Linked DNA regions of Homo sapiens: region 2 is linked to region 1. A link is an interaction called in ENCODE POLR2A ChIA-PET data of the cell type or tissue named here. Cell type or tissue: MCF 10A. All regions are shown on one strand. Links, peaks and the distances in the headings refer to the core of each region. The heading gives the core; the rest is flanking DNA. Region 1 overlaps PHACTR4 (phosphatase and actin regulator 4). Region 2 has its middle 15 kb from the start of PHACTR4.

Region 1 (4,395 bases), core at 158-4,157:
CTGGACTCAAACTCTTGGTGTCAAGTGATCCTCCCACCTCAGCCTCCTGAGTAACTGAGACTACAGGTGCACGCCACTCCACCCAGTGGTAGCTGTCTTTTATTGAAGGAATATTAGGGCTTTGGTACTTACTAGCTTGGTGATATTAGACACAGGATTTGACCTTACTAGCCCTAGTTTTCTTACCTGAAAATAGGGTAAATAAATATACCTCACAATGCATGGTTAGTTGTGGTGATGATTAAATGCAGTAACAAGTGTAAAACTCCTTAATATATTACTCAGAATTGTTAGCTTCCTCTTTTACCTTCAGATGTTAGTGGAATAATCCAGGTTATGTGGAGGTTATGTTAAGGTTGTGTTATGTGTGTCTTTTTTACATTTAGAAAATTTAGTGTTAGTATACTAAATAAAAATTTATCAAGCTGTATCCTTAATATTTATGTACTTGGCTATATGTAAGTTAGTTACGGATAAAAAAGGAAAAATCAATGTGCAAACTGGACGTTCATTTGCTGCATGTGATTAGCTGATCTTTCCATGTATTATGCCCAGCATGTAGGGCTACTCTTTGTAATTTTTTATTCCCCAAGATCATATGGAAATTATTGAGTTTTAGCAAGAAGAGACTGTTATATAATACCTTCCAAATATTTATTTCGTTTATTGTTTTAGTAAGCAGATTTTCAGAAATATTTGTTTGTATTCTCAGAAAAGGTATATTCAATCCTAAAATACTGTTTCTAATGTTATTAATTCCCAGTACATAGATCTCACCTTGCTTTAGGCATGCCCACCTACAGGTAGGAAATAAAATTTTAGAATAAGCAGCATGTCTTAGTCTGTTCAGGCTATTATAACAGAATACTATAGACTGGGGGGCTTAAACAACAAACATTTCTTTCTTTCTTTTATTTTTATTTATTTATTTTTGAGACAGGGTCTTGCATTGTTGCCTAGGCTGGAGTGCAGTGGTGTAATCACAGCTCACAACTCACCTCCTGGGCTCAGGCAATCCTCCCACCTCACCTCCCCTCCCTCCAGTAGCTGGGACTACTGGCACATGCCACCATGCCTGGCTAATTTTTAAATTTTTTATAGAGACAGAGTCTCATTATGTTACCCACGCTGATCTCGAGCTCTTGGGCTTAAGTAATCCTTCAGCCTTGGCCTCCCAAAGTGCTAGGATTACAGGCATGAGTCACCAGGCCCAGCCACAGACATTTATTTCTAACAGTTCTGGATACTGGGAAGTCCAAGGTCAAGGTGCCAGGAGACTGGGTATCTGTGAGGGCCTTCTTCCTGGTTTCCAGACAGTTGTCTTCTTGCGTAGCCTCACATGATGGAAAAAGAGAACTCTCTGGGTCTTTTTTGATAAAGTACTAATCCTATTAGTGAGGGCTTTAAAACCCTCAATGACCTAATTATCTCCCAAAGAACCCATTTCCTATCACCATCACATTGGTCATTAGAATTTCCATATATAAATTGTAAGGGGACACAAACATTCAGTCCATAACACAGTGAAATCTGATACTTTTGAGGTAAACCTGTGTCTAAAACACACCTTTGAATGGACTACTGCTCCTATTAGCCTTTTACTCAAAACCATCCTGGTGTTTTTGTGTGATTAAATTTGTAAATTCTTTGGTGTACTCTTGAGCAGGCTCCCTTTCTTCTGTGACTCAGAGCCTGGAGCGTTGCAGCCAAGCTCAAAAGTCAGGAACGGGGGTGTGGACTTTTGGGCTATGCCAGTCAGCAGCCAGAATGTGGTTGGCAGTCTCCTCCCCTTCCTGCACTTCAGCTCTACACAGTGTGCATTCTGGAATGACAGGCATTCCTGTGTGAAGAGTGCCAGTGTGAAGACAGTTTTGTAAGAACTGCAAGTGCTCAGGCTGTATGGGAAACAGAAACTTCAGCAGATGAACTGACCTTATGCCATTTCCTGATGTTTGGCAGTGACACTGAAAGAGGACCGCATGTCCCCTCTTTATGTGGATTTATCTTTTATGAAAAGTTTGCTTTTGTCCGGGACAGTTTGTTGTCGTGAGATACATCAGACAATATAATCATGGGACAAGCTGATGTCTCCAGACCGGTAAATCCAGATGCAGTTGGTGAGTAATAGAAGGCAGAGAAACAGAAAATCTTGACAGAAGCAAGGCAGATTTACAGGTGAACTTGAGTATTTATGTGAAGTTAAACACGAGAATGTTGATGATCCCAACTTTGAAATGTTTATGTTTGTGAAGAATGAATGAAGTCATGCGGAACATGGCGAGAAACTTTAAAAAATTAAGTTTTTTAAAACTTAAAAACTTAAATTCAGTTTATTAATTTATCGCTCACAGTTTTGTTTTACTTGATCTCTTTGAAGTTTTTTATATTATATTGCTAAGGAATTATCTGTTAATTTCTTGCCGTTACTAAAGATAAATGCTACAGAAACTTATTTAGAATTCAGAGATATTTTGTTAGTATTTTACAGAACTTGGAAAATAGAACTGTTGACTTCTATAGACAGAACCACTTTTAAGAATTAAGTTTTTAGACTTGGTTATACATTTTCCTAATAAGTCTCAGGCATTTTCCATTGCACTAGTGTTTCCGTTTCTCTTAAGTCAACACTTTGATATAAACTTTTCTGAAGTTAGTACTTTACATTTGAAATGTTACTAAGGGATAGCTAGAGAGCAAGCTGATTGTGAGTATAGCTCAGAGTTTCAAATCTTCTATGTGAAATGGTAGTCACTTGTCACTGCAAGCTCATTTTCCTAATCTTGTAGGGTTTTATATGACAATCATAAATTGGGAAAAACAGTTTTAAGCAGATGTTCATTAAAGGGTTGCTTAAGTATAAGCAAAACTAGGGAAAGCCTGTGAATCATTTCTAGACATTATAATATTTAAGAAAGATTTATACCTTCACTTTGATTTATGGAGCAGCAGAAAACATGTTCAGTCCTAGGCTGCATTTTTTGTTTTTTGTTTTTCAGAAACAAAAAATGTTGGTGACTTAAAAAAAAAGCATAAAGTGTGGAAACACAGGTAACACTCCCAAATGTTTCATAATGTAGTGAGATTTTGTTTCTAAAGGTAGTATTTTCACCTGAGAGCTTCCTAGATGAAATATCTTCAGTATTTTTCATGTATTATTGAAACTGAGGCACATGGATCACAAAGTGAGTCATTCAGCAACAGATTTTCAGAACTGAAGTCAGGACTTGACTCACTTTACCTTGATCACTAGGGCTGTGTCTTTATCAATTCATTAACTCATTTAAAAAAATGAAATGTTTCATAAATAGAAAAAGGTATAAAGAAAAATATAAAGAATCATCTGGGGCCACTCCCCAGCCTAACAGATGAAATTTAGAACATAAAGATAAACCTCACACTATCCTTCTCTTCTGCATTCCCTTCTGATGACATTTTGCTTCTTTGTTTCCAGAATTAAACACTCTCCTATATTTGATAAATAACTCACTTTTGGGCTGTAAATTCTCCTGTGGTTTCTACGCCAAACATTAGTTGTTTGTTAGCAAGTATAGTAAGGACTCAATGCTAGGCATTTATCTATGAGATGGAAATGAAAGGGCTTTGACAAACAATAAATTGTAAAGCAAGTAAAATTTAGTGGTGAGTGGTGGTATTTAAGAAGAATGCCCATCTAAGATCTATATACTGTATTAAAAACTTCATCTGAGGCCGGGCGCGGTGGCTCACGCCTGTAATCCCAGCACGTTGGGAGGCCGAGGCAGGCGGATCATGAGGTCAGGCGATCGAGACCATTCTGGCTAACACGGTGAAACCCCGTCTCTACTAAAAATACAAAAAAATCAGCTGGGCGTGGTGGCGGGCGCCTGTAGCCCCAGCTACTCGGGAGGCTGAGGCAGGAGAATGGCGTGAACCCGGGAGGCGGAGCTTGCAGTGAGCCGAGATCGTGCCACTGCACTCCAGCCTGGGCGACAGAGCGAAACTCCGTCTCAAAAAGAAAAAAAAAAAAAAAAAAAAGTTCATCTGAGTAACGTTTGGTATTTGTATGCTTCTGAAAAAAAGTAAGAATCAAATTCATCAATTCTTTTTTTTTTTTTTTTTTTGAGACGGAGTCTTACTCTGTCGCCCAGGCTGGAGTGCAGTGGCTTGATCTCGGCTCACTGAAAGCTCCGCCTCCCGGGTTCACGCCATTCTCCTGCCTCAGCCTCCCGAGTAGCTGAAATTCATCAATTCTATTCCTACCAGTAGCCCTAATAAAAGACATTTGAGGAAGAAATAGAAATCAGGAGCTTAACTAAGTTTTTTATGTTTCCTCTGGATTTAATTTTGGGGTTTTATTTCCTATTACCTAGATAATAAGTAGTTGACTATCAGCAGTTTTCATGGACTGACTCCATT
Region 2 (4,395 bases), core at 89-4,088, 84 kb before region 1:
TTTCACCATGTTGACAAGGCTAGTCTTGAACTCCTGACCTCAAGTGATTAGCCTCCCTCAGCCTCCCAAAGTGCTGGGATTACAGGCGTGAGCCACTGCGCCCGGCCATAAATAAATATTTAATTAAAATAAATTAAGAAAAAGCTTTCTCTCTGCATTGTCTCAATTTCCTACAAGTTTCTTTCTTCCTTTTTTAAATTTTGCTAAGTGTTTTATAATCACAACAAACTAGTACAGAGAATGCCCTGTACAAAACACAATAAAGGTTCAAAGACCGAGGTGTTCCCTTAGCAAGGCTGAAAATTTCAGTCTCTGGTATTTGGAATTTAGGGTGCAGTCCTTGTTTTTGGATGGATACTGGGTGTGTGGCACAGTCCATGCTTTTAAACAGATTTGAACAGAAGAATGGCCATTTGGCCCAGGTAAAAGCAGATGAAGTGGCTGGGCGTGGTAGCTCACGCCTGTCATCCCAGCACTTTGGGAGGCCGAGGCGGGCGGATCACCAGAGGTCAGGAGTTCAAGACCAGCCTGGCCAACATGGTGAAACTCTGTCTCTACTTAAAATACAAAATCAGCCGGGCATGATGGCGCATGCCTGTAATCCCAGCTACTCAGGAGGCTGAGGCAGGAGAATTGCTTGAACCCGGGAGGTGGAGGTTGCAGTGAGCCAAGATTGCGCCATTGCACTCCAGCTCTGGGCTATGGAGCAAGACTCCATCTCAGAAAAAAAAAGAAAAAAGTAGATGAAATCTCCAAAGCTCATTTCCTTACCTGTAAAATGAGAAATAATAATATAATTAAACTATGATATCAGCCTTTTGGAATGAACATGAGAGTTAAAGGAGATAATAATGTAAACTGCTTAACACAGAGCTCAGAGTAAGCACTTTTAATTTTTAGCTATGATCATGATCTTTTTTTTTTTAGATGGGAGACTCTCTGTTGCCCAGGCTGGGGTATAGTGGTGCAATCTCAGCTCACTGCAACCTCCGCCTCCTAGGCTCAAGCAATTCTCCTGCCTCAGCCTCCTGAGCAGCTAGGACTACAGGCACATGCCACCACGCCCAGCTTTTTTATTTTTTTTTCCGTATTTTTAGTGGAGACAGGCTTTCACCATGTTGGCCAGGCTGGTCTCAAAACTCCTGACCCCAGGTGATCTGCCTGCCTCAGCCTCCCAAAGTGCTGGAATTACAGGCTTGAGCCATCATGCCCGGCCGATCATGACCATTTAAATTTTCATTAAGGTACTTCATGCAGTGCTTGGCACATGGTTGATGCTCAAACCTATAGCTATTGCAATAAGTTACCTACAGTTTCCAACTGCTAGGGTTATGGCTTTGTTATTTATTTTTTAAAAATTGTTAGTGATTAACACGATCTTTAGCCTAGTACCTAGGAACTTGTCTCATCATCTTGGTAACTGACAAGGCCTGGCACCATGCCTGGCATCATGCCTGGCACGTAGTAGGCACTCAGTACATAGCTGTTGAATCATATTAAATTGAAATGAATATCCATTCAGACATTAGCACAAGAGCTGTGTCACTAAATAGCTGTCATTGCAAAATTTACAGACAACAATGACACAGACATGCTTGCATAGTTTGTAAGCCACGATTTCAACTTCCTGCATTGCAGACATCTCAATTAATAATCCCATTCCACTCACATGATCCTTAGAAAGAAAGGGCAAACTAATAGAAATATCTGGTTTAGCAACTAAAAGAATGAGCTCTAGTCTAGGTAGATAGAGGCTTACATCCTGGCTTCAATATCACCTAGTGGGTCAGTTACTTAATCTCTGAGTTTCAGTTTTCTTATCTGTGAGAAGGGAATAATAATAGAATCTATTTAATGAAGTTATTGTGAGAATAGTGCCTTCCAACTGCTGTTCTCTTTGCCTGAAACACTCGTTTCATGAAGGGTGAAACCCCATGTTTGGATTTTGTGTGTGTGTGTGTGTGTGTGTGTGTGTGAGAGAGAGAGAGAGAGACAGAGAGACAGGGTCTCGCTCTGTCGCCCAGGCTGGAGTGAAGTGACTTGATCTTGGCTCAATGCAACCATCGCCTCCCAGGCTCAAGCTATTCTCCTGCCTCAGCCTCCCAAGTAGCTAGGATTATAGGCATGTGTCACCATGCCCAGCTAATTTTTGTATTTTTATTTATTTTTTGAAATTATCTTTTTTTCTTTTTTTCTTTTTTTTTTTTGAGACAGGGTCTCACTCTGTCACCCAGACTGGAGTGCAGTGGTGTGATCTCAGCTCATGGCAACCTCCGCCTCCCAGGCTCAAGGGGATTTTCCTGCCTCAGCCTCCCAAGTAGCTGGGATTACAGTCACGTGCCACTACTGCCCAGCTAATTTTTGTATTTTTAGTAGAGTCAGGGTTTCACCATGTTGGCCAGTCTGGTCTCGAACTCCTGACCTCAAGTGATCCACCGGCCTCGGCCTCCCAAAGTACTGGGATTACAGGCTTGAGCTACCCTGCCTGGCCTCCATGTTTCACCTTGTTAATTCCCCCGATTTTTCAGCTTGACTGTCACTTCTTCCAGAATGCCTTCCCTGCCGCCCATGGTAGGTTGGGTTCACTGTTATACTCTCCCTGTAGCACCTGTCAATTACTCTTTATAATTACTTTCTTTTTTTTTTTTTTTTTTTTTTGTGTGTGGAAATAGTCTTGCTCTGTTGCTCAGGCTGGAGTGCAATGGCGAGATCCCAGCTCACTGCAACCTCTGCCTCCTGGGTTCAAGCAATTCTCCGGCCTCAGCCTCCCAAGTAGCTGGTATTACAGGCACCTGCCACCACACCCGGCTAAGTTTTTTTGTATTTTTATTAGAAACGGGTTTTCACCGTGTTGGCCAGGCTGGTCTCGATCTCCTGACCTCAGGTGATCCACCTGCCTCTGCTTCCCAAAGTGCTGGGATTACAGACATGAGCCACTGTGCCCGGCCTATAATTACTTCTTAAACTATTCCCTTCCTTTCTGAACTGTGAATTCCCAAAGGAGAGGGATAGTGTCTGTTTCATTTATTCCTGTCTCCAATGTCTAATAGTCTCTTGGTTCATAATATTTTGGGTGGACTGTTCTCGTTAACTCTGTGAAAAAAACAAGATAATAATGCACATAAATACAGAGCCCAACATTTAGCAAACTCTTAATAAATGAGATTTGTTAGTAGTATTAACAACAGAGTATTGTACTGAGTTTACTTGCCTTGAGAAAACTAATGGGAAGAGCAACAAATTAAGATAGGTATTGTGAATCTAGCTCCGTATCTCACTTGTGATATGCCCTTGACGAAATGTCTGTTCTTCTCATTTTTCCACTATTTAAATGAACATAAGATATTCATCCTGGTGTCCCACTTAACTTGGTTGCCGTAAAGTCTGCCTTTTGCCAGACCACACCTGAAATGCTGTCCTGCGTGCCCCCAGTTTCTAGATTCCATACTATCCTTGTGCTTCTCTGCCTTCTCAGCTATTATTGACCCCTGACCTTTCTCCCTTCTATTTCTGTCTAGCTCCTCAGTTTGTTACACCAATTGGCTACCTCCCAGCTTTTAGCTTTGAAATACATTTGTCCTCATGATAAAGACCAAAATCCTTAAGATGCTAATGGAAGCCTCATCTTCTTCCTGCTGTCTTGCTCACTGTGCTCCGGCCACCTGGCTACCCTGAGGTTTCCCAGAGGCACGAATCTCCCTGACCAAGGCCTTTGGACCCAACAGTCCTTACGCTTGGAGCAGCATCCCCACCTCTTTATCGGATTCACCCCCAGTCAACTCCTGTTTCAGCTTTAGCAGCACTTCTTCAGGGAGCATTACTTAGCTTCCTTGGAAGAAATTAGGTTTCTCTGTTATATGCCACCTTCCGTATAGATCAGTGTAATACACTGTCAGGACTTCACATTTTATTGTATTTTATTTAATTCTTTTCTTGTCTTTTCTTTTCTTTTGAGACAGAGTCTTGCTCTGTCGCCCATGGTGGAGTGCAGTGGTGCAATCTCGGCTCACTGCAACCTCCGCCTCCCGGGTTCAAGCGATTCTCCTCCCTCAACCTCCTGAGTAGCTGGGATTACAGGCACGCGCTACCGCATCCGGCTAATTTTTGTATTTTTAATAGAGACAGGGTTTCACCATGTAGGCCAGGCTGGTCTCGAACTCCTGACTTCAGGTGATCCACCTGCCTTGGCCTCCCAAAGTGCTGGGATTACAGGCATGAGCCACCACGCCCGGCCTTATTTATTTCTTAATTTACAAAAATTGTTTCCAGGCTGGGCATAGTGGCTCACACCTTTAATCCCAGCACTTTGGGAGGCCTAGGCAGGCGGATCACCAGAGGCCAGGAGTTCGAGACCAGCCTGCCCAACATGGTAAAACCCTCTCTCTACAAAACAAA

Evidence for each region. Peaks named below come from ENCODE experiments on the same cell type or tissue, not always from the same donor. Only the 100,000 strongest peaks of a DNase experiment are listed, where the experiment ranks them.
Region 2: POLR2A ChIA-PET joins it to region 1 with 5 read pairs; 7 of 35 experiments call an interaction of 5 or more read pairs at or near these places.

What each region holds. Positions count from the first base shown.
Region 1 is chr1:28,436,314-28,440,708 of GRCh38, forward strand. All of the region lies in intron 2 of PHACTR4 (phosphatase and actin regulator 4), which reads left to right. Among named protein-coding and RNA genes, the nearest start is that of SNHG3, 67 kb to the right of the region's middle. RefSeq lists a silencer at 945-1,239. In MCF 10A, for the core only: no CTCF peak of the experiment used is centred there; DNase peaks (open chromatin) are centred at 1,208 and 1,788.
Region 2 is chr1:28,352,778-28,357,172 of GRCh38, forward strand. No RefSeq gene overlaps it. Among named protein-coding and RNA genes, the nearest start is that of PHACTR4, 15 kb to the right of the region's middle. In MCF 10A, for the core only: no CTCF peak of the experiment used is centred there; no DNase peak of the experiment used is centred there.